Regions from separate parts of the Homo sapiens genome. Here region 2 is linked to region 1. Evidence: read pairs that join two places in POLR2A ChIA-PET (ENCODE). Cell type or tissue: A673. All regions are shown on one strand. Links, peaks and the distances in the headings refer to the core of each region. The heading gives the core; the rest is flanking DNA. Region 1 overlaps CACHD1 (cache domain containing 1). Region 2 has its middle 22 kb from the start of MIR3671.

The links. ChIA-PET counts read pairs that join two places held together with the same protein. Peaks named below come from ENCODE experiments on the same cell type or tissue, not always from the same donor. Only the 100,000 strongest peaks of a DNase experiment are listed, where the experiment ranks them.
Region 2: POLR2A ChIA-PET joins it to region 1 with 10 read pairs; 1 of 35 experiments calls an interaction of 5 or more read pairs at or near these places.

Annotation. Positions count from the first base shown.
Region 1 is chr1:64,621,203-64,637,663 of GRCh38, forward strand. CACHD1 (cache domain containing 1) reads left to right here. Exons shown (of 27, transcript NM_020925.4): 5 at 8,153-8,279; 6 at 11,397-11,541; 7 at 12,842-13,058. Among named protein-coding and RNA genes, the nearest start is that of MIR4794, 50 kb to the left of the region's middle. In A673, for the core only: no CTCF peak of the experiment used is centred there; no DNase peak of the experiment used is centred there; H3K27ac peaks cover 657 bases.
Region 2 is chr1:65,027,436-65,043,896 of GRCh38, forward strand. It overlaps a transcript of JAK1 not described here. Among named protein-coding and RNA genes, the nearest start is that of MIR3671, 22 kb to the right of the region's middle. In A673, for the core only: no CTCF peak of the experiment used is centred there; no DNase peak of the experiment used is centred there; H3K27ac peaks cover 372 bases.

The sequences.
Region 1 (16,461 bases), core at 7,916-11,915:
ACCTGTGATGGCTCTGTGTTTTTAAAAGACTGACATTAAATTTTTTCCATATGTTCGTCTAAATAACCTTTCCCTGGTACCACTGGGACATTCCATATATATGGTCTTGGGCCATTGATAGTAGTCTCATAGTGCTGACTTATATCTTCTAAGTCAGTAGGAGTGAGGATGCTCCCCTCTTCCCCTTTTTTTGTATAAACTTGATCAAAGCCAGCTGGAAGTTTGTTCTTCCTCTCTATTTGTAAATCTGTATACTTCCTTCCCCATGGAGCTTAAGGCTTCCTATGTAAGAGATACTAAACACATAGCTACATAAAGAATACACAGGACGTTACCAGTTTTTGCTATGAAGGAAAATACCAGGTACTATAAGAGAGGATAAGAATCGAGAGTGGTCAGGGGAGGATCTCTTAGAAGGTGGAATTTCAGGCAAAACCTGAAGGATTAAAAAAGAGCTTTATGAAAAGTGAAGAAAGAATTTTCCCCGGCCTAAGGATCACCTTGTACCAAGGGCACATTTGTGGAACTGAAAGAATTGGCTCTTGATGTACAGTGTACTGAGTTGAAGGGGGAAGAGGTGAGGTTGGAGAATAGGAAGGAGCCAGGTCATGCAGGGCCTTGTAGAGTTTGAATTTAATGCTAAGTGTAGTACAGTAGGGAACCTTTGAAAGGTTTTAAGCAAAGCAACAGGGGATTTGATTTACATTTTAGAAAGAAGCCTTTGGATGCTATATATTGAGTAAATTTAAGGTCAGACAGCTTGCCAGTCTTAAGAGATGGGACTTGAACCTGTGGCTTTTCATTCCCAGTCCATTCTGATTTACCAGGGTCTTTTTTCTAGTTGATAAGTACCAATCCGAATTAAATAGAAAATGCAAAATAGCACCAGGCCTTTTCCAAGTGGCTTCCTTATACTTGCTCAGGTTGACAGTGAAAAATAAAAGCCACCTAAGGCTCATGTCTCTAACCTGTTGAACAACTCAAAATAATTAAGAGATCACAACTATACCATTTCTCAGTTATATAAAAACCCCATCTCTTATCTAACATATGCTATTTAGTGTTTAAGGTTTCTCAGAGTCATACATGCACTATCAGCTCTGCCTGTTAAGCAGTAGCTTGTGTCTGTGCGATTTTCCAGGTAAACCAGCCTGAACTACCCAGCTAATGTTTGCCAGCTTTAGCCGTTCAGCAGTTTGTTTTTCTTTATAAGATTAAGTGGTCAGTTTCACCTTAGGTTTTATTCCAATTATGAAATCATTTCGTTTTGTTACACCTCTGCTTAATTGTACTTATTTACATTGTATGTACAAACTAATAAATCTGTTATTTTGATTGAGAAACCCCTGCATGTTTATATATTTATTCTGCCTCTCAAGAATACTCAGTAAGTTTTTTATCTGTTGATTGCTAATTCATCTAGCATGTATTTCTTAATACGGAAGTACTATATGTAGTGTTAAAGGCAAGCACACCTAAATCAATCAAATCATGCTGTGCTCTTGCCACCTTGAGCATGTTAGTTCTGCATCTATAAAATAGGAATAAAATAACAAACCCATAAGGTAATTGTGAAAAGTAGTACACCATATGTGAAACTGTTTTGTATGATGCTCAATACATTTTCACTGTTTTATTAAAACAGTTTTATTGAAGTATAATTGACATCCAATAAACTTCACATGTTTAACATGTGCAGTTAGTAGATTTGGACATGTATAGACCCATGAAATCACACAAGCAGACTTTTTATCTCTCCATTTATCTATTTCTATGCTGGTTGCATTGGCAAACTTTCTTAATCAAGGCAGTGGTGTTCGGAGAAGGGAGTGTCTAGGTTTTAAGACATATTTAAAATTATCATTGCTTCTATATTGATGTCACAATATTTAATTTTTTAAATTAAATTTGGCAGTAGGTTGGGTTTGGTGGCTCATGCCTGTAATCCCAACACTTTGGGAGGCCGAGGTGGGCAGATCACCTGAGGTCAGGAGTTCAAGACCAGCCTGGCCAACATGGTGAAACCCCGTCTCTACTACTAATAAAAAAATGAGCTGGGCATGGTGACGGGTACCTATAATCCCAGCTACTCTGAAGGCTGAGGTGGGAGAATCGCTTGAACCTGGGAGGCAGAGGTTGCAGTGAGCCAAGATCATGCCACTGCACTCCAGCCTGAGCAACAGAGTGAGATTCTGCCTCAAAAAAAAAAAATGGCATTAGAAGAAAATAAGATTTTAGAACTTAACACACAAACATACAGATCATCCCAGCCTGTGGCCTGTGTGCTACAGATACCAATCCTGCAGCTCTCAGAGAATGTGTGCCTCAATGTGAAAAGAACTAGGAATCTCTGCTTTAGGATACAGAGATGAATCAGGTATAGATCTTGCCCTCGAGGATCTTAGAATCTAGGGATGGAGGAGCTGGAACGTACCTATAACACCGATAATGCGGAGTGGAAGGTAGGAAGAGGTAAAACACCGGAGGAGGATTTAAGAGGGTGCAGTAACTTCTAGCTTGGGGATGCACTTCACTGAGGAAAAAACCATTTATTGCCTCCTGCACATGTGTCTGTCTGAGGTAGGTGTAGGTGTATAGAGCAATTCAGACAGATACAGACCCTGCCCATTAATCACTTAAATCCTAATGCTGTGCATCACCGCTTAATGGGTTGGGCATCTGCCCAGCTTTTTTCCTGGACCACTTCCAACATTTCTGAGGAAAGAGTGAGTGTGAAGGACCCTGTGGCTAGACACCAGCCCAAGTTATCCGGTGGCTAGACACCTAACTGACTCATAGGAATGGGGGAAGCCCCCTCTGGGTTGCCTGTGTGGATAATAAGGCTCTCATTCACCTCCACATCTAGGTCAGAGAGGGGCCGCCTGGGATGCACAGCACATTGATAGATTACTTCTGGGCCCACGGGGCCTCATTACCATCATATCCATCATCTTCTGCTAGTACCAAATAATGGATGTAATTTAATCAGATGCCAAAGGAGTCCTCAGCAGGAGAATTGGAGAAACCTTGCCTGAAACTGTGCTATAGTGTTGGAATGATTATAATGAACCAGAATGATCTTTTGTGGTGAGACTAAATGTATCATGCACTATATGAGTTCTGATTTATTTTTAAAACATTCTTGCTCCCATTGGCTCCCCTTTTAATAGTTTCTGTAGCCTGTTTATTGTTACAGATGTTACTTTTAAATGAGGTCATTGAGCTTTCCTTTACTTCCAAAGGCAATGTTTGCCTTTTTATTAAGGGGTTGGCAGGGCTGTCTGGAGAACAGTGCTAATGTGAGATCAAGGTTAAAGCTTCAGACCCCAGGAGACTAGGTGGAGAAAAAGCCTCTTCCATGTTTACACACACTCATGTCAGCCAGATGTCTCACAAAGGGCAAGTTTCCTGGCAGAGAGGCGAGAAGACAGGCATTGTGGTCACAGACTGCCTTGACTCTCATGGCCCCTTCTTGCCCACTGTGAAACCTCAGGCATGTCAAAAACAAGCTCCCTGAGCCTGTTTCCTCAGCTGTCACTTGGAGATAATAATTTTTATTCCTAGGACTTTTGTGAGGATAAAACGTGTTATAGCCCCTTGGTATGCATGAGGGACCTGGGGAGGGCAAGGGATGTAATAGCTAAAAGTCTAAGGCTTTGGAAATGCTTTAAGTCCTATGTGTAGTATATTTTGCATATCTTTGTTAGAGGACCGCTGACCAAATCTAGCTTGCCAGTGATTTTTGTAAATAAACTTGTATTGGCACACAGCCCATTCATTCATTTACAAATGTCTATGTCTGCCCTCTCAAAGACAGATTTGGGTCATTATGACAAAGACCTTATGGTCTGCAAAGCCAGAAATATTTACTATCTGGCCCATTACAGAAGTTGGTCGATCACTGTACCAGACTGAAGGAAAGTTTCTATACAGAGATCTGGTCATTTAAAGCAGTGAGGGATAGGGGATGAGTGGGAATTCTAAAGTGTTCCTGCAGAAAGTCAAATACTGAATGTTGTCACTTATAAGTGGGAGCTAAATAATGTGTGCATTTGGACAGAAAGAGTGGAATGATAGACACTGGGGACTTGGAAAGGTGAGAGGGTGGGAGGCGGAGTGAGGGATGAGAAATTACCTAGTGGGGATGGGCGTGGTGGTTCACACCTGTAATCCCAGCACTTTGGGAGGCCAAGGCAGGCGGATCACTTGAAGTCGGGAGTTCAAGACCAGCCTCTCCAACATGGTGAAACCCCATCTCTACTAAAAATACAAAAATTAGCTGGGCATGTTGGCAGATGCCTGTAATCCCAGCTACTTGGGCGGCTGAGGCAGGAGAATCACTTGAACTCAGGAGGCAGAGGTTGCAGTGAGCCGAGATTGCACCACTGCACTCCAGCCTGGGTGATAGAGTGAGACTCAGTCTCAGAAAAAAAAAAAAAGAAAAAGAAATTACCTAATGGGTATAATGTACGCTATTCATGTGATGATTACCCTAAAAGCTCAGACTTCATCACTACACAATATATCCACATAACAAAACTGCATTTGTACCCCCTACATCTATAAAAATAAAAAAAAATTTTTTAAAGTGTTCCTAAATGTCTATGGATTTTGCTCTATTCTGATTTAAACACCTGAAACCTTAGTGCATGTTAAAAGACTGGTTTGTTGAGGTGAGAATTAAATGCTATATGTGGGAGCATTAGCACAAAGCTGTCACATGCAGATGCCAGGTAGATGTTTGCTAAGTCGAGATGTTTGCTAGAGTCGAGTCTCCATTATGTTTCATCAGTCCCCACATAGGCATAACCCTGTTTGGCTCTGGGCATAAGTTTCTGGGAGTGGGCAGGTTGACAGAGGCATCACCATGGGGCACTTTTATGGAATAGTCACATGTTGTTCCAGTATTTTCTTCTATGTAAGTTATTGTTAACAATTAGCCTAAAATGAGGTTTATTGACCAATGTCTTTATCTTTGCCTCATGCTTTGAAATTGTTCCAGTGACAGGCGGAGCCAGCACTAAAGTCATACCTGAGTATGTACATGCTAGAAATAAAGACGAAACTGGCATTTTAACGCCAACCACAAATTTTAATGGCTGTCACATGTGTTAATTTTTGGAAAGCAATCAAAATATTTGCCATAGATCAAAAAGATAGTCCTCAGATAACATATTGCTACTGGCAGAAAGACCTCTGCAAAGTAAATGAAACATTAAAAATGGTGATCCTCACTCGGATGGAAAACGGGAAAGGAGTTGAATATATTGTCACTCCGCACTCTACATCATATGTAGATGGCAACAGCAAATGCTATGCACTTATGTACACTGTCCTTTAATAAGTCATTGAGAGGAACTTGGCCTCTGGCTTCCTGTCTTGCTAATTGAGCACTCTCTGTAGTTACCCTGCTGTAAAGCTCTCACTCCCCTCCTCTTGCACATTGGTCATCTTGGGAGGTGGGTATGTTTTCAAGGTACATACCCAAATGGCAAAAGTCCACCATACTTTGTAGAAGGCGCCTAGCATAATGCCTAGAGGGTCACAGGCATTCACTCAGCACTTGTTCCCAACACCATCTCAATGACAACAGGTAGATCTTTGCTATCTTTGGATTTCCATAGCCCTTCTCTGTACCTCACGCAAGCTCTTAATCAGATACTGTGATAATTAATTGAAAGTTTAGTGTGTATTTCCAATCTCCCTCAATTAGTCTTTCTCTTGTAGGTAAGGATTTAGTATTTTTTTTTTCTCCTTACCTCCATTCCAAAAAGCCATTCCCTGCCTGTGGTAGGCCAAGAACAAATCATGAAAAGTTGATCAAAGCCAAGCAGACATCAGAATAATAGTGGATATAAATACAGTGAACTAGAGACAGCAGAGACTGGAAGCAAGGCCTGTCTGTCTCAGATAAAATCTCAGGGCTGGGCATGGTGGCTTATGCCTGTAATCCTAGTACTTTGAGAGGCCAAGGCAGAAGGATCACTTGAGGCCACGAATTTGAGGCCAGCCTGGGCAACACAGTGACACCCTGTCTCTACAAAAATAAAAAAAATTAGCTGAGTGTGGCGGTGCCCACCTATAGTCTTAGCTACACAGGAGACTGAGGCAGGAGGATCACTTGAGCCCAGGAGATCAAGGCTGCAGTGAGCTGTGATTACACCACTGCATTCCCACCTGGGCGACAGAGTGAGACCCTGTCTCAAAAAAATTTTTTAAATAAAAAAATAGAATAGGAATTCAGTCCTGCTAATATAACAAACCTTCAGAACAGGACAGTCACTGTTCTGAGTGCCAAGGAGACAGAGTAGACCATCGTCTTACCTTCTTGGAGTTCATGATGCTCTAGAGGAGAAGAGGCGGGCACATGACTGTTGCACCTGAGTTCACAGGGAACCATCACCCCCACAATATCCTGCAAATCTTTGCAGCTCCCATTTCATAATGTAATTCCTGATGCTACATATGGTATAAAAACATAATACCGTAATTAGTCCACCCACTTTTATTTGAGGCCGAGGGATTTAGTGAGAAACACAGAGTCAGAAGAGCTATGTTCAAGACATGATCTTACCACCTACTAGCTGTGGATATTCATTTGTGTAGGAACTATTTACACTCACTGTGCATGCATTTTTCTAGGCTATACGGGGGACAAGGCCAACCAAGTTCTTCATTGCATGGACCTTAAAATGTAACTGGGGGTGGGGAGGGAGAAGAGAAGAATTAACTGGTATTAAACAAATGATATTTCAGATGGTGATAGATGCTATGAAGAAAATAAAATGTGTCAGTGTTATAAAGGGCCATTTAATTTCTTTGAGCTTCAGTTTCTTCAATGCAATCTGAAGATAAGAACACATATCATGTATTATTTTGTGCAACTTAAATATCCTGTGTGAAAGCTCTTTGTCTACAGTAGAGGTGAAGATCCATCATCATTGTTAGAGTCATATCTCAGCCCTTATAGTCATATAAACAGATCCTTATTTGATCACATGGGTGTTTAAAGCTTAATGTATTTTCTGGTCAAATACACCTCATGCATTCCTTCCTTTTTACCTTAGCTCGGAATCTTCCCCCCACTGAATTTCTTTTTGTTCCATTTCCATCTGTATAAGTCTGCTTGTATATCAATTATTACAATAGGGCTTGTTTTGTGCTCGTCTTTGTATATCTTGCCAAATGTAAAGCAGTGACCAGCACATAGTAAGTGTGTAATAAATAGCTGAGTCAGAATGGAGCAGAACAAAAGATCCTAAGAGCTCAGAAAAGAGGAAATTCTGATTGCGGGAGAGGGTAAGAAAGACTTCATGGAGGTCGTGGGACAGGATTGCACACAACAAGGTGGTTGGCACTTGGGCTGAGGGAATGGCAGACGCAGGTCAGTGGTAGGGATGCTGTGTAGATGAAGGGAGGCAGTATAGCATGATGTAAGGAACACAGGAGTCAGGGCAGCCAGGTTTGAATCCCAGCTTGGCCATTTACTGATGAGGTCTTTGATAAATCACTTAAGCATATTTTCTCGACTCCAAAGTAGTGATAACAATACCACCCACATCTTGGGGTTGCTTTATGGATGACATGAGATAACATAAGGAAGCCTATATTCCAGCACTGGCACAGAGGAATCATTCCATAAGTAACAGCTTTACTGAATGATTATGGCCTGTCTTTTTAAGTACCATGTATGCTGTTTCCTTCATTGCAAAGTAAAGGCAAGGTTAAGGTCACAGGTCTAGTCCCTCTGGTGATGAGGCCTATTAACATCAGCCTATTAACATCACTGTTTTCTACAGTTACAGACTGTACCCCAAGCCAACTAGTGTGTGCTAGCCCAACAGGGACCAGCTCAGTGCAGGGAGAGATTAATGCAAATGAATCATTTGTACTGGAAAAACAATCCAAGACATATAATGTCATGGTACAATATTAAGAGTAATAACTTCACTTAGCTGAAACATTGTATTTTCTGTTCTTGGGGTGTTTTTTAAGGGGCAGAAAGCAAATGTTTCATAGAAAATTTACAATCTTGTATCTAGTGGGATTTCTTCATACTAGAAGCAGTTTATGCAAAACAGATGCCTGAGGAGCAGTGCCTGCATGCACCTGTGGATTTGGTGGTTATATTTCATTTTCCTTACACCTCTAGTTCTTGCAGACAACCTGAAATCCAACCCTGGAATTAAGTGGCAATATTTCAGTTCAGAAGAAGGAATTTTCACTGTTTTCCCAGCACACAAGTTCCGGTGTAAGGGCAGCTACGAACACCGCAGTAGGTATGTTGACTTGCATGCTAAAGTTTTTAATTATTGCTTAAGAGTGATCTACATGAAATATAAAACTTCTCATTTCTACTCATGGCTATGCCTTTAAGCTGTGGATTCAGAAATTTGTACTTGTTCTGAAATGAATTCACCATTTAGTATATGTGGATGTGAAATTCCAGGCAAGGGCAAATTACAAAACCCAGAGCTTTCCTATAGCTATCTAATATGCCAAATATAAAAAGGTACTTACTCGTGAAGTCAAATTGTGTGAAGCACCTAGAGTGTTTTGAGTTTCAGAATTCTTTGTTGAAATGTAAATGATGGTACCTTATCTATAGTGCAGCCCTTGAACATAACTTTATAACATATCTCAGAGTAGTTTGTTATACTCAACTTCCCTTTCTATGATGACATGCTTGGCCATACTGCATGAAATTTACATGCAGATTTTAACTATTAGAAGTTTTGAGGTGAGCAGAAAGCATTGGATTAAAAATTACTAACATCCTGCTTTTCTCTCACAGACATGACTTGAGATTCTACCATGTAGCCAGAAGGGCAATAATGGTGAGATACTTTGTATGACAAGACTCATTAATTATAGAACCCCCCCGAAGCAAATATACTTTCCTATTTAATCCTGACAGTTTCCTGTTTGCAGTGTTAGATGTTTGATGCCAAAACATCTGGAGCTCTAGTGCAGGGCACCCACTTTTCACACCATTTTCTGGAGTCTACACAATTACTTTAGCTTCCCTTCATCTTCACTTTAAATTTTATCTAGAATTTTTCCCCAAGGAAAATACTTCATCTGTGCTTTTCCTAAGATTTTTTTTTTTTTTTTCCTGAGATGGAGTTTTGCTCTTGTTGCCCAGGCTGGAGTGCAATGGCACGATCTCAGCTCTGCAAACTCTGCCTCCCGGGTTCAAGCGATTCTCCTGCCTCAGCCTGCCGAGTACCTGGGATTACAGGCACCCACCACCATGCCTGGCTAATTTTTGTATTTTTAGTAGAGACGAAGTTTTGCCATGTTGGCCAGGCTAGTCTCGAACTCCTGACCTCAGGCCTCCCAAAGTGCTGGGATTACAGGCATGAGCCACCGTGCCCAGTCGTCCTAAGATATTTTTATTGTGTGTGTGGTTTCTTCCTTTCCCTCCCCACACATTCTGGTGAAGACTTGGGTGTCTTGGAGACTGGACCAGAAGCCATGATCATGGCTTCTCACGAGAACAAAGGCCACCATGAACCATCTAATTCTCATTTGCTTCTAAGAAGAGATGGGCTAGATGGCATGCTGATTTTAACGAAGCACCTGTGAAGAAAAGTTTAAAAAGGAAAGTGAAACCTTGTCAAAATCAGCATTCACCTACACAAGGCAATTCGGAAAGTTTTCATGTATCTCCACCCTAAATCTGCACTAATTAGCCCTTGAACCTCTTTTCCCTTGGCTAAATGATCCACATTTCTCTCTGATAGACTGCGATTCACATTTCTTGTCCTAACTGCTTTCCTATGATGCCTTTCCAAGTTCTCTACATTCTTTGGAAGTATGGAATGGATTTCAGGACATAGCAACACAAGAAAGGAAGTGGTAGATACCAGTCATTCTATGAGGACTGCCCCCCAGTTTGTACATTTAACATCACTATTTATATATCCCACTAAAGCAGCGTTTAACAACTTAATGTGACAATGCCAACACATATCCCAAGTTTCATTTATGTGAATTGAATTTTAACAAAGGAAGTGTGTCATTTTAAAGAAAATCCACCCATCTAGCTTGGAGAATCTAAAAAGTTAAATATTTGACCTACTTGTCAGTGTTGAGATGATCAAATTTTCCTTCTTTTCTGTACTCTGTTTCATTTCTGTAGCCACCTCTCCTGGATTCTTTTTATTGCATTTCCCTAGTGGCTCAATGGTATCGACTCATGAAAATATAGTGGTACTTTAGTAATTACTGCAGGACTTTGGGCTTGAGAACAACTAGTGTAAATTTGGCCAGATTTTGAGTTTTTTTGGTACTTTGCCTGCGTTTCTTAATTTGTGCCCAGGCTTTTGTGATTCAGCTGGCATCTAACATTTCACAGGAAAATCTAGTGTTTTAAGGATGTCAGTAAAGGAGAGAATTCTCTTGAGGCTGATTTGCTTTCTTAAACTCCTTCTAATTTGTTCCAGCTTTAAAACTGTGAATAGAGACCTCATTAAACCTCTTCTCACAAACCTTCCTGCACTGCACATTAGCAAAAGGCTGCTTTGATGGGAGGCATTTCTCCTTTGTGGCTGCCCCCAACCCCCTTTTTTTCAATGTTGGCAAACAAAAACCTGGCAAGAAGAGTGGCTATCACAGACTTGGACAAATTTTGATGGCACAGTTTTAAATGCTCAGATAAGGGGCCTTTTGGTGGCTGACCTATGTGAATTGTTTCAGTCCAGAAAGGAAAGGGGCCTCTTAGCAGGAGCCTTTGTATGAGAAGAGAGAAACCAAACCTGCCATTCAAAGCTGCTCAGCATGCTCACGGGTTATAGGCTGCCTCACTTCTAACCAAGCCCCACTCTGCAAGTCTGCAGAGGAGAATCCAACCCTGGTGATGGGACCTTTTTCTCCTTGGCTGGTCTCTCAGCCCAAGGGACCACTACATCCACATCCTTTAGCAAAACAGGTACACTGGGCAATACCAAGCAGAGGTTGTGCATATTTTATATGAGGATTTTAACTACTAGAAGTTTTAAGCTGTGCAGAAAGCATTGGGTTAAAGAACACTAACATCCTGCTTTTTTCTGAAAAAAAAAAAAAAAAAAAAAAGAGAGAAAAGCAGGATGTTAGTGATGCTGAAAAAGCCAACCTCTGAAAGGGTTTGCTCCTGAAAAACTTCTCTTGTCTGCTTTGATCTTTAAAGGCATAAATTACCCATCCCTGTTCTACAGACACACCTTGTTGTCTTAAGTATTATTTTCAATGCACCAATATGGTTTCTCCTTCCATGTGGATTTCTCCATCCTTGTGCCATCCCTGGGAGAACACAGAGACCAACATGCCCATGCACTGTAGTGTTCACAGCTGTGTTAAGTTGAGGCCCTTTACCTAAACCAAGACTGACCCCAGAGAGCTTCTTCTCCCTCCAGACCCATCTACGTCTCTACAGTCCGGCCGCAGTCAAAGCACATAGTAGTGATTCTGGACCACGGGGCTTCAGTCACAGACACTCAGCTTCAGATTGCCAAGGACGCTGCTCAGGTCATCCTCAGCGCCATCGATGAACATGACAAGGTGACCATGACCCTTGTGACCCCTATGGCATCAGGTTCTCCTTGAATGCCTTTTTTAAAGTACTTTATTGTTTTGTGATATACAGATCCTCCTTGACTTACAATGGGGTTACATCCTGATAAATCCATCATAAGTTGAAAATGCATTTAATACACCTGAGCTACATCACAGCTTGGGCTAGCCTACCTTAAACAGTCGGAACACCTAGGTTAGCCCTCAGTTATGGAAAATCATCTAACACAAAGCCTATTTTATAACATAATAAAGTGTTGGCTATCTCGTAGAATTTATTGAATACAGTACACTGCAGAATACTATATCAGCGGTTCTCCTTTATGATTGCATGGCTGACTGGGAGCTGCGGCTCGCTGCCATTGTCCAGCACCATGAGAAAGTATCAGGAGCCTGGGAAAAGATCCAAAATTGAAAGTACAGCTTCACTGCCTGCCTATCGCTTTCTCACCATCATAAAGTCAAACCATTGTATGTCAGGGACCATCTGTATATTTTTTTAAATCCATCTTTAAAAGGACTTTGGGAAAAGAAAAGACTTTGGGAAAAGAGTATTATTCTAATATTTGAGGAAGCAGCCACAAATCCAAAAATCCCTTTCGTAACTACCACCAAGCTTAGTCTTATACTTCTTTATGGCTCATGGTAAGGTTTCTAATTAGCCATGACTTTCACACTGGAGGTTACGCTGAGGAGGAGAGGGGTGGGAGATTTGGATGCTGATGGATGGCTGAACTTTATTGCAAGATTGTTGGGAAGTCAGGAAGAAGGGAAAGCCGCTAGTGGCTGACTAATCTCTGGGACACCTCAGAGAGAGGTGTGGGTACAGCTAATGATAATCTATTGCCTGTGGACATTTTCTGCTTCATCATTTTGACTTTGCCAACTCCAGAGGTTTTGCTCACTAACCTAGTGGCTTAAAACACACACACCTCACTCTCTTACCCTCACCCCTCACCTCCAGGTTGAAAAACAGGATAGTTCATTCTTGCTATGACTTTTCTCTGCATAAAATAGTTTGTGTGTGTGTTTAATGTTATGTATGAACATAATACTACCACTTCATGTTGGAACAAAAACCAAACTCTAGGGGTTTCCCCACTTTACCAATCCTTATGGATCCTTTTCAAATTTGATAGATGGATGGCTCCAGGGATTTATTTTGAAACTCTCAGAATCTGTTCTGTAGGCCTTCTTACTCCTTGGCCTCTTCTGTTACATAAATAAATAAATCTTTAGACGGTAGGATAACAAGTTTGGTGGTTTTTTTTTTTTTTCTTTCCTGCAGATTTCTGTGTTAACTGTGGCAGATACCGTCCGGACTTGCTCACTAGACCAGTGCTATAAGACCTTCTTGTCTCCAGCCACCAGTGAGACAAAAAGGAAAATGTCCACCTTTGTTAGCAGCGTGAAGTCTTCAGACAGTCCTACCCAGCACGCAGTGGGATTCCAAAAGGCATTTCAGCTGATTCGAAGTACAAACAATAACACAAAGTTCCAAGCAAGTGAGTGCGTTCTCTCAGAGGACTTAGAGGCATAGTAGATAAAGATGGCAATAGGAATATATTGTAAATTGATCACACAATGATGTTTAGAGAGATTTTATTTATTTATTTATGTATGTATTTATTTATTTATTTATTTACCTTGAGACAGAGTCTTGCTCTGTCCAAGCTGGAATGCAGTGGTGTGATCATGGCTCACTCCAGCCTTGACTTCCTGGGCTCCAGCAATCTTTCTACTTCAGCCTCCCAAGTAGTTGGGACCACAGGCTTATGCCACCACGCCCAGCTAATTTTTATATTTTTGGTAAAGAAAGGGTTTCACTGGCTGAGACCTGTCTGATCTCAAACTCTTGAACTCAAGCAATCCACCTGCCTTTGCCTCCCGAAGTACTGGAATTACAAGCATGAGTCACCGCGACCAGCGTAGAGGGATTAAAAAAAAATTGATTGGGGGCGAGGTGCGGTGGCTCACGCCTATAATCCCAGCACTTTGGGAGGTCAAGGCAGGCGGATCACAAGGTCGGGAGTTCGAGACCAGCCTGGCCAATATGGTGAAACCCCATCTCTACTAAAAATACAAAAAAAATTAGGCAGGCATGGTGGTGGTTGCCTGTAGTCCCAGCTCCTCGGGAGGCTGAGGCAGGAGAATCACTTGAACCCAGGAGGCAGAGGTTGCAGTAAGCCAAGATCATGCCACTGCACTCCAGCCTGGGTGACAGAGCAAGACTCTGTCTCAAAAAAAAAAAAAAAAAAAAAAGATTTGGGATAAAATTGTCATATGTTGTCTTCGTCATCATCTAATTATAGAGTGTTAACTGCGTTTTTCTCATCTTTTCCAATCAAAGATGGTCAGTCTGTACAATTTCTTGACTCTTAGAGCCTCCCCTTCCTGCCCCTTTATTTAGATCATGTCTGCACTTATGTCCCAAGGGAATCTCCACATCCTTTCTAATGCTGATTGTCAGCTTTGCTTCCTCTTTGACTTGGAGTGGAAGTCTGCTTGTGCACATGTGGACGTGAAGTGGGCAGCAGGAATTCTTGCCTTGATCCTTCCTTCTTCTAACCAGCTGTCATTTAGATGAGCATGGCCCTTCAGATGTACAAAGGCACTCTAATTTAATTTTTTTTTTTTTTTTTTTTGGAGACAGAGTCTCACTTTGTCACCCAGCCTGGAGTGTGATCGCGCAATCCCGGCTCACTGCAACCTCCACCTCCCGGGTTCAAGCGATTCTCCTGCCTCAGCCTCCTGAGTAGCTGGGATTACAGGCATGTGCCACCATGCCTGGCTAATTTTTGTATTTTAAGTAGAGATGGGGTTTCACCATGTTGGTCAGGCTGATCTTGAACTCCTGACCTTGTAATCCCCCACCTCGGCCTCCCAAAGTGCTGGAATTAGAGGTGTGAGCCACCACGCCTGGCCTCTAATTTAATTTTTATGTATTAAAGAAAATCTGGAATTAGGATGCATCCTAAAGTAAGGGAAAAGATATTTGAAATGGGGCTCATGCTTTGAAACTACTTGAAGGAATCTATTTCATTTTCCCTTTTATTTTCAAAAATCTGTTTATAGGCTGGGCGCGGTGGCTCATGCCTGTAATCCCAGCCCTTTGGGAGGCTGAGGTGGGTGGATCACAAGGTCATGAGATCAAGACCAGCCTGACCAACATGGTGAAACCTCATCTCCACTAAAAATACAAAAATATAGCTGGACATGGTGGCACACGCCTGTAATCCCAGCTACTCAGGAGGCTGAGGCAGGAGAATTGCTTGAACCCGGGAAGTGGAGGTTGCAGTGAGCCAAGATTGCGCCACTGTACTCCAGCCTGGTGACGGAGCGAGACTCAGTCTCAAAAAAAAAAAAAAATCTGTTTATAGTTTTTTTCTTTGTTTGAAAATATTAATGTATCCTATTGAGATAAATTTAAAGAATACATTTCCAAGCCCTTCATTGTGTCTGTGTTTAAACTAAGCACTGATTAATGCAAAGCATAGTGCCTCGCACATAATGGATCCTCAAAAGAAGGAAGCTACTGTAATTATAACTAATGATGGTACATGGTGTGTTAGTTTTATGTCTCAGCATAACAAATTACCACAAACTTAGCAGTTTAGCACAATATACATTTGTTATCTCACAGTTTTTGTGGGTCAGGAGTCCAAGTACAGCTTAGCTGAGTCCTCTGTTTAGGGTCTCACAGGCTACTGTCAGAGTGTCAGTGGGACTACCGTTCATTCAGAGTCCTAAGGTTCATGCTAAGGTTTGTTCATGCTAAGGTTCATTCATGCTAAGGTTCAACAAACATGAGCTCACACGTTTGTTGGCAGAGTTCATTTCCTTGCAACTGTAAAACTCATTTCATTTACTTCTTCAAGGCCAATAGAAGAGCATCTCTTCAAATCCCTGGCTTCAGAGAAGGTTTGGGCCCTCTTTTAACAAGCTCATCTGATTAGATCAGCCCCACTTTCCCTTTTGATTTATTTAATCAGATTACTCTCGCTTGTGATTAACTCAATGTAAGTTTATCAGGGACCTCGGCAAACATCCATCCATCTTTGCAAGCACCATCACAGGAGTAATGGCTCATTACTTGCCATATTCTTCTTCTTAGAAGCAAGTTACAGGTTATGTCCCGTATACAGGACATCCTGTATATTCAGCAGTATACAGGATGTTGCTCATTTAGATCATCTTAGAATTTGGCCTACCAGCTTTGGCAAGCATCAGCTATCCACAAGCCAATATTATGGGGTGGCTGAGCGTAAAGTTGCCCTTGGTTCAGTAAGGTCAGTTAACAAGGCTGAATTCAAGTACTCAAGGCAGATTGGCCTGTTTGTCAATGCCACCCACCTGTCAGCATTCCTCACTAGAAGTGTTCTTTCTACCAAATTCTTCTGTCATCAGACCATCTTTAAAGTCTAGTTTTGATTATTATACTTTTCAAATAATGGAGAGAAATGTTAGACTAGCAGTTGCAAACTCAGATGTCCACAGTGGCCAGGCAGCGCATTTGAGTCAAGTGAGCTGGGGGAAGGTAATGAGGATGAGTTGGAGAACATGGTCACATGGACACATGCACCATCCAGAGGGTAGCTGCTCCTCTGTTCAGTCCATTGAGCAGGAATGTCTGCCCAGTGCTGCCAGATCTTCTGTTTCAAGAGATGCCAGAAATCTGGATTTTCATGTGAAATCCCTTGATTTTCAAATGTTGACATTTGTTCCAGCTTTAAAACTGTGAATAGAGACCTCATTAAATCTCTTCTCACAGACATTCCTGCACTGCACATGAGCAGGAGGCTGGTTTGATGAGAGGCATTTCTCCTCTGGATTTTTCTGTGTTGTTTTTCTTAATGTTGGCAAACAAAAACATGGCAAGAAGATTGACCATTAAAGACTTGGACAAAT
Region 2 (16,461 bases), core at 5,080-9,079, 400 kb after region 1:
GGCAGAAGAAGCAGAGCAAAATCTCCTTACATGTATTTTTGTTCCGCTTCCTGTCAATTTGGGTCCTCTAGGAAGCAGACAGGCACCAGGATGGGTTTATAAGTGAAAGCACTGGGTTGTAATAACTGTGAAAGGCAAAAGGAAGAGGGAGCTGGAGAGGGCAGGGAAAGCCTTAAAACCATGTTGCAGGTCTGAGGCTTGTAAAAGGAGAAGGGTAAGGAAGGATGATTGTGTGGGTGAATAGAGTCTCAGACTGTGGTGCAGCTCTGGAAATGTCCTGGTCAGCCTAATAGGGAGCTCTGGCACAAGGATTGCCCTCAAAAAAGTCCCACGTTGCATGGCAGTGGTCATGCCCTAGTACCCCTGCCATGCTCAGTCATTGGTAGAGGGCTGCCTGGGAGAAAGTGCTGCACCCTGGATGCTGGGGTGGATCCAGACTAGAAGCTGTCAGCGTTCTGCATTCCTTGCAGCAGGTTCTTTCTGGAAGGGAAGTCTGCGTGGCACGCTGCCACAGCTGGCACAACCCCAACAGCTGTCCAGCCATTCTGCTCTTACCTATAATCAAGCTCACAGAAGGGAAGTAGAGTGTTTTTGTGCTCCACAGAACTGCCTGAGCTCTTTTTATGATTCCTTTGGGTGAACCCTCAGTAAGTCAATCTATGCCTTAGGTTTCTTGTCTGAAATATTTCCTTTGCCTGGAACGCTTTTCCCTCAGCTACACTAATAACTCAATGCCTCATCTCCTTGAGGTCTCTGCTCATGTGTTGTCTCATCAGTGAGTCCTTCCCTGACTAATTAAAATAGCAATCCCCTCACAATTCTTATTCTCCTTCCCAGTGTTATTTTTCTCCATAGCACTTACCCTATCTAATTTTAAAAGTTTATTTATATATTTATCATCTGTCTCCTTTGATTAGAATATAATGGATGTCAAGTCAGGAGATTTTGTCTGCTGTTCTATCCCTAGCACCCAGAATAGTGACTAGCATATAGCAAATGCCATTAACTATGTGGCAAATGGAAGGAAGAAAGGAAGAAAGGAAGGAAGGGAGGGAGGGAGGGAGGGAGGGAGGGAGGGACTGGTATAACCACACAAATCATGTAAAAGTTGATAGATACCACTAATCCTTTCTCTTTCTGATGCAAACTTCTTATCTAAGAAGATCATCTAACCCCTTGAAGAGAGCAATTAAGTCATTGAAACTTATAAAAATGTGTCACTAAAAATTGGAACTTTAAGTCAAAGACAGAAAACTTATTTACTAATTGTATTCTTTTTATCAGATACCATGTTACATGTTTTTACATACGTTATCTGATTTAATCCTCCCAATAGCACTGAGATAAGGGTTATCATCCCTATTTTGTGGGCAAGGAGGGTGAGGCCCAAATAACATGGCCAATGTCACACACAACTGGAAGTATGGAATTTAAATTCAGATTTATCTGATAGCAACAAATAAGAAACAGACTTCAGTGCCAAATAAGAGGAAAGGAGCAAAATTAGCTCACCATTTGATAGTAAAAATATGAACAAAGTAAAAGAATCATTACAAAGGACAAAGGAAGGAATTACTTTTACTATGCAGGGGTCAAGGCTCAATATCAGTTACCCAATCCAATGAGGATACCATCTTCTTACAATAGTGGGTATTTATTTTTCCTTTTTTTTTTCTCCTGAGACAGGGTCTCACTCTGTCACCCAGGCTAGAGGGCAGTGGCATGATCATAGCTCACTGCAGCCTCAAACTCCAGGGCTCAGGTGATACTCCCATCTCAGCCTCTCAAGTAGCTGGGACTACGGACATGCACCACTGTGCCCAGCTAATTTTTTTTGTATTTTTTGTAGAGATGGGGTTTCACTATGTTGCCCAGGCTGGTCTTAAACTACTGAACTCAAGTGACCTGCCTGCCTCAGCCTCCCAAAGTGCTGGGATTACAGGCGTGAGCCAACACACCCAGCCTATTTTTCCTTTTAAAAGTCTGTTATGCAGAAATACCATTTGACCCAGCAATCCCATTACTGGGTATATACCCAAAGGAATACAAATCGTTCTATCATAAAGATATATTCACATGTATGTTCACTGCAGCACTACTCGCCATAGCAAATACTTGGAATCAACCTAAATGCCCATCATTGGTATTTGAAAATAAAATATGGTACATACACCATGGAGTACTATGCAGCCATAAAAAAGAATGAGATCATGTCCTTTGCAGGAACATGGATGGAGCTGGAGGCTATTATCCTTAACAAACTAATGAAGGAACAGAAAACTAGATACCACATGTTCTCACTTACAAGTGTGAGCTAAATGATGAGAACGCATGGACACATAGAGGGGAACAAGAGACACTGGGGCCTATTGGAGGGTAGAGAAAGAGGATCAGGAAGAATAACGAATGGGTACTGGGCTTAAGAGTGTGTAATGAAATAATCTGTACAACAAACCCCACAACACAAGTTTACCTACATAAGAAACTTGCACATGTACTTCTGAACTTAAAAGTTAAAAAGTTAAAAAAAAAAAAGTCTGTTATGGACTGTGTGTTCCCCCACACCAAAATCCGTGTTTTGAAGCCCTAATCCCCCATGTGATGGTATTAGGAGGTGAGGCTTTGGGGAAGTAATTAGGTTTAGCGAGATTATGAGGATGGAGCCCTTGGTGGGATTAGTGCCCTTATTAAAAGAGGAAGGGATACCAGCACTCTCTCTGCAATGTGTGAGGGCACAGCAAGAAGGTGGCCATCTGCAAACCAGGAAGAGAGCTCTCACAAGGAACTGAACCAGCTGGCATCTTGATCTTGGATTTCCCAGCCTCCAGAACTGTGAGAAATAAATTTCTGTTGTTTAAGCCACCTAGTCTACAATATTTTGTTATGGCAGCCCAAATAAACTGAGACAAAGTCTCAGAAACTCATAGACGTGTTGTATCAGAAACCATCCCTTAGAAGAGAAAGTTTCTCATTCTTGCAGTAAAAAGCCAATTAATAAATGGGAGGATAGAATTTGAAAATCATCAGTGAATGCTAAAACTAGTGGGTGAGTGTTTGATGAGGAACAGAATATTAACATAGTCCCCAAAACCTCCTGACAATTTTTTTTTTTTTTGAGACAGAGTCTCACCCTGTCACCCAGGCTGGAGTGCAGTGGTGCGATCTCTGCTCACTGCAACCTCCACCTCCCGGGTTCAAGTGATTCTCCTGCCTCAGCCTCCCAACTAGCTGGGATTACAGGTGCACACACCAGGCCCAGCTAATTTTTGTATTTTTAGTAGAGATGGGGTTTCACCATGTTGGCCAGGTTGGTCTTGAACTCCTGACCTCAGGTGATCCACCCACCTCTGCCTCCCAAAGTGCTGGGATTACAGGTGTGAGCCACCGCACCTGGCCTCAGTGACCAATTGTTTTTTAATTGCAAAAGAAAAAACGGTGGCCAGTGCAGTGGCTCATGCATGTGGTCCCAGGACTTTGGGGGGCAGAGGTGGGTGGAATGCTTAAGCCTAGGAGTTTAAGACCCCCCTAGACAACACGGCAACACCCCATCTCTACAAAAAATACAACAGCTAGCTGGGTGTGGGGGCGCACACCTGTAGTCCCAGCTACTCAGTAGGCTGAGGTGGGAGGATCAGTTGAGCCAGGGAGGGTGAGACTGAAGTGAGCCGAAATCAAGTCACTACACTCCAGCCTAGGCAACAGAGTGAGAGACCCTATCTCAAAAAAAAAAAAAAAAAAAAAGGAAAAATAGTCACTTTACAGTGGGGAAATATGGTGGATACCGCCTTAACCAGAGATCAAAGTACGTGATGTTCTAAGATAAAGCAGCATCATGTACTTTCTCATATAAAGTGCTGAGAAGGACAAAACACTACTTCTGTGGTATTTCTGCTCAAAATATACAACCTGAATGTGATCATTAGGCAAGTCAGAATACTTGTAGGAGTTATTTTGTAGAACATTCTACAAAATAACTGCCCTGTACTTTTTAAAAAATTTCAAGTAAGAGAAAGTCAATGAAAAGCTGAGGAACTCTTCCAGATTAAAGAAGATTACAGAGATGAGACAACCAAATGCACTGCATGGTCTAAGACTGGATTTGACCTGGGAAAGTCAAACAACTACAAAAAGACATTATTAGGGCAATTAATGGAATTTGTCCATGGACCCTGGATTAGATAACAGTATTGTATCAAAGTTAAATTTCTTGTTTTAATCATTTTGCTATGGTTATATAAGAGAATGTCCTTTTTTTCAGCAAATAATCTGAAGTGTTTAGGGGTCTCCTAACATCTCATGGCTCCAATTTACTCTAAAATTTTTTCAGAAAAAAATCATACACACATGCCAGAGACAGAGAGAGAATGATAAAGGAAATGAGCTAAAACAATTGATGATTCTGGGTTAAGGGCACACAGAATTTGAGACTGTATCAAAATTAAAAATTAAAGAAATGTGCTTTGTATCTCAAAGACCCTCTCTTGATGTTAACCTAGGGGCTGGAAAAACACAGATTTTTCTTTTTCTTTTTTTTTTTTTTTTTCTTGTGAGATGGGGTCTTGCTTTGCTGCCCAGACTTGAGTGCAGTGGCGCGATCTCAGCTCACTGCAACCTCTGCCTCCTGGGTTCAAGCAATTCTCCTGCCTCAGTTTCCCAAGTCGCTGGGACTACAGGCACGCACCACCACGCCCAGCTAATTTTTGTATTTTTAGTAGAGACGGGGTTTTGCCATATTGGCCAGGCTGGTCTCAAACTCTTGACCTCAGGTGATCCACCCACCTCAGCCTCCCAAAGTGCTGGGATTACAGGCGTGAGCCACCACGCCCAGCCTAGATTTTTCTTTGAAGCTTTGAATTATTTTGCAAATCAAGATAAGAAACTCAGGAGAGTTCCAGAATGCACAGTGCTAATTTCTATTGGAAATGTAATTACTCTTTTGTTCTAAGTGCTCATCAGATACTGTCTGAGTACTGGTCATTCTGTCTGAAGTGGTTGTTTACAGCGAGCCCTTTTGCAAAATGGAACATTTTCTAATGCCAATTTCGTAAATGGAAACACAATATATGCAAAACAACAACAACAACAACAAAAAAAACAGGCTAAAGGAAATACAATGAATCCACTCAAAATAATTTCAAATGACCTGGCTTTATTTTCTTAACCTTGATGTTACTGTTATAATCCTTCCATACGTGAATCCTGAGGGACAGCAGGATTGTTTAGGGAGAAATCAGTGGGTATCTATTTTCTTATAAAGTACTTATAAATTAGAAACTACATATGGCCATCTTCTCAGTGTCTTCATGCATCCGTTTTTTAAATTACCTTTGCTACTGTCTATTTCTCTATGTTAGACTGCCCACCAGTGTTATGGGGCACCTATTAGGTGCTATGAAAATGTAAAAGACTGAGACATGGGTCTCTGTGGCAGAGACCACTACTTAATAGCCATTCTTTCTTGGAAACAAAAAACCTTTATTGTTGGGTATGTCAGTGTACCTGGCTATAAAATATTTTCCAGCCTTCCTTGCAAATTTGGTGGCCAATGAGCTATTAGCGAGACTTCCAGAAAAAGTCTTTAAAATTTGGCTGGGAAACCTACCCTTTACCCTTAATCCTTTCCTCCTTCTTGCCTGGAACAGAAATATGAAGGCTGGACTTCCAGAAGCCATCTGGTTAACACAAGGAAAAGGCCCCCACCCTGGGGATGGCAGAGGAAATAGCAAAAAGAGGCTATGTTCCTGTTTTTGGATTTTAGAGACAGACTCTTGTGCTGTCACTCTTGCGCTCTCACTGCAGCCTCTAACTCCTGGGGTCAAGCGATCATCCCAGCTCAGCCTCCTGGGAGCTAGAATGACAGGTGTGTGCCCAACATAATAATAAAATAATAAATTTTTTTTAAACAATAAAATTTTAAAATTTTTTTATTTTTGTAGAAATGGAGTCTCGGTATGTTGCCCAGGATGGTTTCAAACTCCCAACCTCAAGCAATCCTCCCACCTTGGCCTCTCAAGGGGCTGGAATTACAGGTATAAGCCACCACACCTGGCCTCAACTCCTGTATCTCCAGAACTAGTGACTGAATACAACTCTTAAATTATATAGTATCTGATTTCATGAACAAATTCAGCAGAGACTAATGCACACAAAATAATTAGAAAACATTGCCCATTTGGGTGAACTGGCTCATGCCTGTAATCCCAGTGCTTTGGGAGGCCGAGGCAGGAGGACTGCTTGAGGCCAGGAGTTTGAGATCAGCCCAGGTAACATTGTGAGACTCCCGTAGTACCAAAAAAAAAAAAAAAAAAGGAAACACTTCCGTATAGTATGTAGTGTAAGAGAAAGTATAGGTAGACAGAGTAAGAGCTTTAGAATCCATCACTCCTGCAGTTCACTCCTCAGCTTAGCAATTTAGAGTGTGTGATTTTGGGCAAATTATATAACATTTCTAAACTTCTGTTTCCCTTTTCATGAAATGAAGATGATAATAATTACCTTGTGTAATTGTAATAAGGAGTAGACATAATGTGCCTGGCACTCAAAATATGCTTAATAAATGATAATAGTAATTTATAAGCTATACAAACTCACAGAAATAAGAAATTGATGTGGATCAAAAGCCTTAGAGAATAAGTAGGATTTTACTATTCAGGATGGGTAAAGGGGAAAGGTATTCCACATGGATAAAAGGAAAGGTAAGTACAACGTGGGTAGAGACATAAAGATTGGCTGAATATAACGTATTTGATAACTACAAGGAAATTAACATAACTGGTATTGAAGAGTTGAGGAAAACGGGATGGCATATAAATAGGGTGAGATCAGGATGGCACAGATGGGGTGGGATCAGGCTGAAAGCCAAAGAGAAGATACACGACTTGATATGGAAGAGCAAGGAGAATTCATAAATTTTGTACAAAAGGAAGGATCAGGACAGACTTAATAAAAGCTCATTACCCTAAGGTCTTCAGTTATCCTAAGTGATTTTCTTTTGGAACAAGTGACAAGGAAATGACTCTGAGTGCCAAATGGAAGGTGAGTGTCTAATCCAAAAAGGTAGCCATTAATTTAATGGAAAGATTTTCTAATGGCAAACATTAATCTAGTTGTTAGAAAGGTACTACAGGGTAGCTTGAGTCCACACAAGCTTTCTTCCTGTGGTTTCTCTATAAAATGAAGAATTATGGCAAAGTTGTTTTTCACTTAAAAAAAAGTAATCAAGCCAATCAGACAAAATATGTTTCTCCATACAAACCATGAAACACCAGCTGAAATTCACTGTTTTGTTTCTCATGGTATCTTTTTCTTCTCTATCTCATTTAAAAAATTCTCTTAGTGGCTGGGCATGGTGGCTCATGCCTGTAATCCCAGCACTTTGCGAGGCCAAGGCGGGCGGATCACTTGAGGTCAGGAGTTCAAGACCAGCCTGGCTAACATGGTGAAACCTTGTTTCTACTAAAAATACAAAAAATTAGCCAGGCATGGCGGTGTGCGCCTGTAATCCCAGCTACTCAGGAGGCTGAGGCAAGAGAATTGTTTGAACCTGGGAGGCGGAGGTTGCAGTGAGCTGAGATCGCACCATTGCACTCCAGCTTGGGCAACAAGAGTGAAACTCCATCTCAAAATAAATAAATAAATAAATAAATAAATAAATAATAAATAAATTCTCTTAGTAATGCCATTTGTTTCCAGAAAATACTTCAGGATTTTCTCGAGGTAAAGATTAAGAGGTCATTAACCCACCCTTTCATGTGGTTTCACAGAATCATCACATTGTACAATAGAGTTCATTATTGCTTTTCCTACATACCAGAATAGAAACTGGCAAGCTAAACCAGCTTCTTGTGACCTGTAGTTTCTAGACAGAGCCCATCCATGAGTTCTAGTCAGAGAATTCTTCTCTTCCTTCTCATAATCTGATATAGAATGTGTAGTAGGAACTATAAGCAAGTGAGTATAAAGTTTAGCTGAGGAAACGCATCCGTGAGATGTCATGGAAAAGGTATGAACTTGGAGTTGAGGAGACTTGACCTTCAGTGCTGACTCTAGAAGTAAACTGGGAAACGTTGAGCAAATCAGATTTTCTCAACTTCATTCTACTCTCCTGTAAAATAAGGATAAACACTTCCTACTTCAACAAGTCCTTCCTTGAGACGTCTGCATAAAATAATGTATGAGAGTGTTCTCTAAAGTTTAAAAAACTGTAGAAGTGTGATATTTTCTATAGACACTTGGAGTGCCTACCCACCCTGTTCCCTTCTTTGGGGAGTGTCCCTATCACACATTCCAAAGGACAGACCCAGGAAGCACATCTGAAATAATCATAGCAACATAACTAAAAGAAAAGAGCTGGCCGGACGCGGTGGTTCACGCCTGTAATCCCAGCACTTTGGGAGGCCGAGGCGGGCGGATCATGAGGTCACAAGCTCGAGACCAGCCTGGCCAACATGGTGAAACCCCATCTCTACTGAAAATACAAAAAATTATCCGGGTGTGGTAGCGCACGCCTGTAGTCCCAGCTACTCAGGAGGCTGAGGCAGAAGAATCACTTGAACCCGGGAGGTAGAAGTTGCAGTGAGCCGAGATTGTGCCACTGTACTCCAGCCTGGGTGACAGAGACTCTCTCTCAAAAAAAAGAAAAGAAAAGAGTGACAGTTTGGGATGATGAAAAAGTTATTGGGATGGATAGTGTGATGGTCGCACAACAACATGTATGTATTTAATGTCACTGAATTGTACACGTGAAAGTAGTGTACCTTGACTAAGGTGGGAAGATTGCTTGAGTCCAGGAGTTTGAGACCAGCCTGGGCAAAATAGTGAAACCCCATCCCTACAAAAAAAGTTTAAAACTTACCCAGGAATAGCGGTACACATCTGTAGTCCTAGCTGCTTGAGAGGCTAAGGTGGGAGAGTCACTTGAGCCCAGGAGTTTGAGGCTGCAGTGAACTATGATAAAGCCACTGCACTCCAGCCTGGGCAACACAGTGAAAGTCCCCGTGCAGGCCAAAGTTATAAGGGAGCAGGGAACAAGGTATGGGCAGCAAAAGTCTGAAGGAAATAAGAGACCAGAGAAGGGTGAGGGGGATTGTCTGACAACTTTCCAATTTCTATGTGTCTTGCACATTGTATCTTCGTGACTGCCCTATGTGCTTATTAACATAACTGCTTTCACTTAGGCTACTCCAATGAGCTTTGCAATTTGCAACCAAGTGAGTTCTAATTATTCTACAAAGTATTTCAAGAGTAAAGAAGAGCTGTGTATGCAAAAATATCTGGAGCATTGCTCTTTATAATAATGAAACTTTGGAAAGAACTGAGTTGCCCAATAACTAGGGAATAATAAATTGTACTATGTCCATTCAATGGACTATTATGTAATCATTACAGTACATGGACATAAAAACTGTGCATAACTAGAGTAATTACAGTAGTCTTAAAAAATAAATACATGCTTATAAGGATTGAGAAAAGCTGGGTGTGGTGGCTCATGCCTATAATCCCAACATTTTGAGAGGCTGAGTCAGGTGGATCACTTGAGACCAGCAGTTCAAGACAGCCTGGTTAACATTGCAAGACCCCACCTCTACAAAAAATTTAATAATTAGCAGGGCGTGGTAGCACATACCTATAGTCCCAGCTATTCAGGAGGCTGAGGTGGGAGGATCACTTAAGCCCAGGAGTTCGAGGTTGCAGTGATCTGTAATTATGCCACTGCACTCCAGCCTGGGTGACAGAGCAAGCAAGACCTCATCTCAAAAAGAAAAAGAAAAACAATTGAGAAAAAAGCTATGCAAATATATCAAAAGCTGTGATGGTAGGAAAAAGGGGTGTGTGTGTGTTTTCTATATTGTTCAAAATCATATGAAGTTTTTTTGTTTGTTTGTTTTTAGAGATGGGGGGGGTCTCATTATTTTGCCCAGGCTGGCCTCAAACTCCTGGCTCAACTCCTCCTGCCTCAGCCTCCCAAGTAGCTGGGACTACAGGTGTGCACCACCGTGCCCAGCTTGTATTAAGTTCTTGAGAAAAATTTGAGAGCTCTTAAAAATCCCCTTTATTAAAATATTTGATAGAATTTTCAAGTTTCAGAACTTAAAATAATTTTAGAAGTCAATAAGTATAGATTTTCATTTCTTCAGACTGTACATTTCTAGTGATAATGAGCTCTCTGCTCTCTAATATAAAGTAACTGTACCCAGGTAGGAAGATCGCTTGAGCCCAGGAGCTGGAGACCAGCCTGCACAACATAGAAAGACCCCATCTCTAGAAAGAATTTAAAAATTTAGCCAGGAGTGGTGGCATGTGCCTATAGTCTTAGCTACTCGGGAGGCTGAGGCAAGAGGATCGCTCCTCTTGCCAGGAGGTCAAGGCTGCAGTGAGCTGTGATGACACCATTGTACTCCAGCCTGGGCAACAGAGTGAGACCTTGTTTCTGAAGAAGAAAATAATAAATAAAACAAATAAATCAATAAAGTCTCTATAAAGTGGCTGCCCACCCTCTGCTTGAACAACTTTGGGGACCTAAGTGCCCAAGTTGCTCCTATGATTGGCTTGTTACAAAGTTCTGCCTCACATTATGTCTGTAGTTTCTTCCCCTTAGCTCTAGTTTTCCCTGTTGAGGTCAAGTCTATCCCTTCTTACGTGGGAATGTTTGGGGCCATCCGGGTGCACAACCTGTGCAACAGGGCACTGTGTCCAGAAGGGCCCCAAGCTTGGTTTAATGCTCTTATGTTGCCATTTTGAAATTCTTTTTCTTTTTTCTTTTCTTTTTTTTTTTTTTTTTGAGACAGAGTTTTGCTCTTGTTGCCCAGGCTGGAGTACAATGGCGCGATCTCAGCTCACTGCAACCTCTGCCTCCCGGGGTCAAGCAATTCTCCTGCCTCAGCTTGCTGAGTAGCTGGGATTACAGGCATGTGCCACCACGCCCAGCTAATTTTTGCATTTTTAGTAGAGACGGGGCTTCCCCATGTTGGTCAGGCTGGTCTGGAACTCCCGACCTCAGGTGATCTGCCCGCCTCGGCCTCCCAAAGTGCTAGAATTACAGGCGTGAGCCACCATGCCCAGCCATTCCATTTTGAAATTCTTAATACTTTTTTGAAGAAGGGGACCCACTTTTTCAGTTTGCACTGGGCCCCACAAATTATGTAGCCAGTCATGAAAATATTTCACATAACTTTTATGTCAAACCTCCCCATTCCTTTAGACATCTTTGTTTGTTTGTTTTGAGACAAGGTCTCACTCTGTCACCCAGGCTGGAGTGCATTGGCATGATCTTGGCTCACTGCAACCTCCGCCTCCCAGGTTCAAGCAATTCTCATGCCTCAGCCTCCTGAGTAGCTGGGATTACAGGTGCCCACCACCACACCCAGCTAATTTTTGTACTTTTAGTAGAGACGGGTTTTGCCATGTTGGCCACGCTGATCTCAAACTCCTGGCCTCAAGTGATCTGCCCACCTTGGCCTCCCAAAGTGCTGGGATTACAGGCGTGAGCCACCGCACCCAGTCTTGTGTGTGTGTGTGTGTGTGTGTGTTTGTGTGTGTTTGTGTAGAGACAGGATCTCGCTATGCTGCCTAGGTTGGTCTCAAACTCCTGGCCTCAAGCAATCCTCCTGCCTCAGCCTCCCAAAATGCTGGGATTACAGGCTTGAGCCGCCACACCCAGCCAGTACACACACACATACATATTAACCTCATCTGATAGTTTGAGATAATAGATGGGAAAGTGTTTTGAACAGTAAAAGTCCTATGAAAATGCAAGGGGGCCAGGTGTGCCACCACTGCCAACCTAGACATCCTTTTGACCATGCCAGTTGCTCTCTTTGTTCCCACAACTCACTACAGACTCTAGATATGATTGAGTCAGTGTGGAGTATAGAGATAACTCAAACAACCTTGTTATAAAAGTTCCTAGTATGTATGTTTTTAGTAATAGATAATGCTTATCCAATGTTTCCTATATGGCAGGCATTATGTTAAATACATTATATGTGTTATTTAGTCCTCACCACCATCTTTCTAGTTAAGAAACAGATTTATCTTCAGTTTACAGATAAGTAAACTGTGGCTTCGAGAGGTTACATCATTTGTAAGCTACTACAGTCAATAGGTGGCAGAAAGAAACTCAAACCCAGGTTTGACTGACTCTTTTACACTATATTCTACTATGGCTTCTCTCAAATTATTAGAGGTATTCACACTATTTGGGGACACTAAAGGCAACACACATTGAGCTGCGTACCAGTGGTGATCTTACTGTCAATGACTTTTGATCTAGGGTGATTCAGCAGGAAAGGTATTTTTGGATGCTGACTGAGCTTCTCCGACACAGCCATTGCCTTTTCCAGGGTTATGTGTTCTATTTGGTTCCTTCCTGAGGATTCCCCCCATTCCCCTAGGCTTAGCCTCTGTATTAGTTTCCAATAGCTGCTGTAAGAAACTACCACAAACTTAGTGTCTTAAAAACAACACAAGTTGTTTTTAAGGTCAAAAGTCTGAAATGCGAAGAGGCACAGTGGCTTACACCTGTAATCCCAGCACTTTGGGAGGCTGCAGCGGGTGGATCACCTGAGGTCAGGAGTTCAAGACCAGCCTGGCCAACATGGCAAAACCCTGTCTCTACAAAAAATATAAAAATTAGCCAGACATGGTGGTGGGCACCTATAATCCCAGCTACTCGGGAGGCTGAGGCAGGAGAATCCCTTGAAATTAGGAGGTGGAGGTTGTAGTGAGCCAAGATTGCCCCACCACACTCCAGCCTGGGCAACTAGAGCAAGACCCTGTCTCCAAAAAAAAAAAAAAGAAGTCTGAAATTGGGCCTCAAAGGGCTAACATCAAGGTGCTAGCACAGATGCTTTCCTTCTGGAGGCTCTGGAAAGAATCTGTTCCTTGACCTTTCTATCGTCTAGAGGCCACCTGCCTTCTGTGGCTCGAGGCCACTTCACTCCAGCCTGTGCTTCTGTCATCACATCTTCTCCGACTCTCCTGCTTCCCACTTGTAAGAACCCTGTGATTACCCTGACCCACCTGGGTAATCCATAGTAATCTCTCGACCTTACAATCGGGATGAGCAACCTTCATTCCATCTGCAACCAGAATTCCCTCTGGCATTTAACATAACGTGTTCTCAGGTTCCAGGGATCAGAATGTGGACCTTTATTCTACGGACCATTATTCTGTCCACAACAATCTCCCTACTCAGCCCTCACATACACACACATGCCCAGGTCCCCCTGTGCTCTGGATTTCAGGGCCTTCCCCATCCCACTCACCTACCCATAGTGGCGCTCTGGTTTTTCTGTATTCATTCAACAAACATTTATAGAACACCTATTATGTCCTAGGCATTTTGCGAGGGGCAAGGGATACCACGAAAAAAAACATAGTCCTGCTTTGAAGGACCTCACATTTCAGAGGAGCTGACAGAAAAATCATGAAACACAAGAAAACATGGCAAATATTGGGGTGGGGTAAAGGAAGCCCAGGAAGTGAAGTTTTTATATAGGACTTGGGGTCTGGGGAGGGCAGGGATATACAAAGATGTATATCATCGCTCCTGTTGCTATCACAGATCCATCATTTCAATGTAGTGGGTATCATCACGGAAAAAGAGGGCCTGCAATCTGGGCTCAGGATTTCCTGAAATGTCAAGTGCCCAAACTGATGGCAGGCAGAGCTGGACTGCTCAGAGACCACAAAGTGCAGGGACACCAGACCTCCTGAAGGCCTGGCTGTCGCACGGGTCGGAGCAGCCAGCAAGAGCTCCTTATTACCGTGGCGAGGAGACCGCGCCAAGTGGAAAAAGCTATTTACAGTGTTGAAGGGGGAAGGGCTCATCCCAGTGGGTGATTTTCTCATTTCCCCAGGCTGAACCTGACCTAAAACAAACTTTCATTTTCAAAGCTGAAAGGGGAAAACTTGCTACATACACAAAGATGGAGTTTTAGTTCCTCTGCATCTCAAATGTGGAGTCTGAGGAAAGAGCCAGTACCCCGTAAGCACTGGATGTTTTCTGTTTTAGATACTGTATCAGCCCAGGACCCTGGATATGCCTAGCGACCCACCTGTGCTCCAACCTGTGCTCTCTGTGTCGTCTCCTACCTGATGGCCTCTGTGTAACCCTTATCATAGCAAACACAGAAGCGATCATCTGATTCTGTATGTTCCTGTACACAGACATTTCACAGGAACCATGGGGCGCTAGTTTCCAGCTCTGTACTGAACTCTACTGTCTCCTTTCAGAAACACAAGCAAATACTTATACTATATATACATACAGTTGGTCCTCCCATCTGAAGATTCAACCAGCCATGGATCAAAAATATCTGGGCTGGGCACGGTGGCTCACGCCTGTAATCCCAGCACTTTGGGAGGCCAAGGTGGGTGGATCACCTGAGTTCAGGAGTTCTAGACCAGCCTGGCCAACATGGTAAAACCCCGTCTCTAGCAAAAATACAAAAAATTAGCCAGGCATGTTGGCAGATGCCTATAATCGCAGCTACTACTTGGGAGGCTGAGGCAGGAGAATCACTTGAATCCAGGAGGCGGAGGTTGCAGTGAGCAGAGATCTCACCACTGCACTCCAGCCTGGGCAAGAAGAGCAAAACTCTGTCTCAAAACAAAACAAAACAAAACAAAAAAATCTGGAAAAGAAAAACAAAACAAAAAAACCCTCAAAACAGAAAACACTATAAGAATAAAAAATAACGAATTTTAAAGCAGTACAGTATAACAACTATTTACATAGCATTTACATTGTATTAGGTATTAGAGGCAGTCTAGAGATGATTGAAAGTATACGAGAGGATGTGCATGGGGTAAATGCAAATATTATCCCGTTTATTATCAGGAACTTCAGCTTCCATAGATTTTGCTACCTGAGGGAATCCTGAACCAATCTCCCTCAGATACTGAAGGACAACTGTATATACTTTTCATTTTCTTAGTCTTAGTTATGAAAAACCAGGCACTCTTATTTAACACACACACACACACACACACACACACACAAACACACCCCAGAAATTTCTTTTTACAGTTGCTCATACACAAAAAGCATAGAGAAGACTGAATTCATGTTACATCAGGTGACTTGGTGAAATAACTGGTGTTTCATATAGGGCTTTAGAGTTGGCCGAAGGTTGTCCTGGCCACTGAATTTTCTCCTTATAACAACCTTATGGAATAGCTGTCTTTGATGCGGGTCCAGTAAGTACTAGGTACCTGTCAAATCCAGAGTCCTCTTCTGAGAGCACTGACTCAACGGGGACTTTTCATTTTTTACTATGTTTGATAAAATAACTTCTGTTCTTGGTCTACAGAGAACTAAACTGAGGATGAGTTCAACTCTCTGCTTTTCTGCTTTTAGTCCCTATCTGCTAGGTGGTCATCAGCCTCAGCCAGAACACCTCTATCGCATGGGCATCACCTCCAAGGCAAGCTCCGGCTTCAGTTTGTTCTGACTGATGGCCAGAGAGAGAAGTGTAAAGATTCTCCTAGTGCTTCTGCAAGAGAACCACAGAGAGGAAAACACCTTTCAAGGAGTTTGGTGTGGGCCCATTACAGGTTCTCTATGTTGGAAATGACAAACCAACCCAATCAGATCCTTTCTGCAGGACAATATGAATGACAGGTGGTCTCAGAAAAAGTAGATCATGGAATCTAATGTTTTTCACTCAAAACAGTGCATGAGACCTGCTGTTTATCCCAATCGCAGAAATATGAGGACTTGGAGTTACTCTGTGACTAAAGAAGACATGGTATTGCATCTTTGTAATTAGCCTCCATTAATAAGGGGAATATAATATAAAGTCCTAATTTTTATGCCTATTCTAAAGGTGAGGAGATGGAGTCTCAGAGATATGAAGTAATCCACAAGGTCTCCTAGCTAGGAAGTGGCACCTACTTTCAATAACCTTGGTTACAGATTTTCATTAATAATAAAACAAACTCAATAGAAAAACTTTTTTAAATGTATAGACTTCAGATAATAAAAACAAAAACCTATACCACAATTTGGATGAATCTCCAGGGAGTTATTCTACATTGAAAAAAAGCCAATTCCAAAATGTTACATAGCATATGATTATATATATATATAGTTTGTTTTTGTTTTTTGTTTTTGAGACAAAGTCTTGCTCTGTTGCCCAGGCTGGACTGGAGTGGCATAATCTTGGCTCACTGCAACCTCTGCCTCCCAGACTCAAGTGATTCTCCCACCTCAGCCTCCTGAGTAGCTGGGACTACAGGCATGCACCACCACACCTGGCTAATTTTTTTTTTTTTTTTTTTTTTTTTGCTTGTTTGTTTGTTTAGATGGAGTCTCCCTCTGTTGCCCAGGCTGGAGTGCAGTGGCACAATCGCAGCTCACTGCAACCTCCGCCTCCTGGAGTCAACAATTCTCCTGCCTCAGCCTCCCAAGTAGCTGGGATTACAGGGGCCCACCACCACACCTGGCTAATTTTTGTA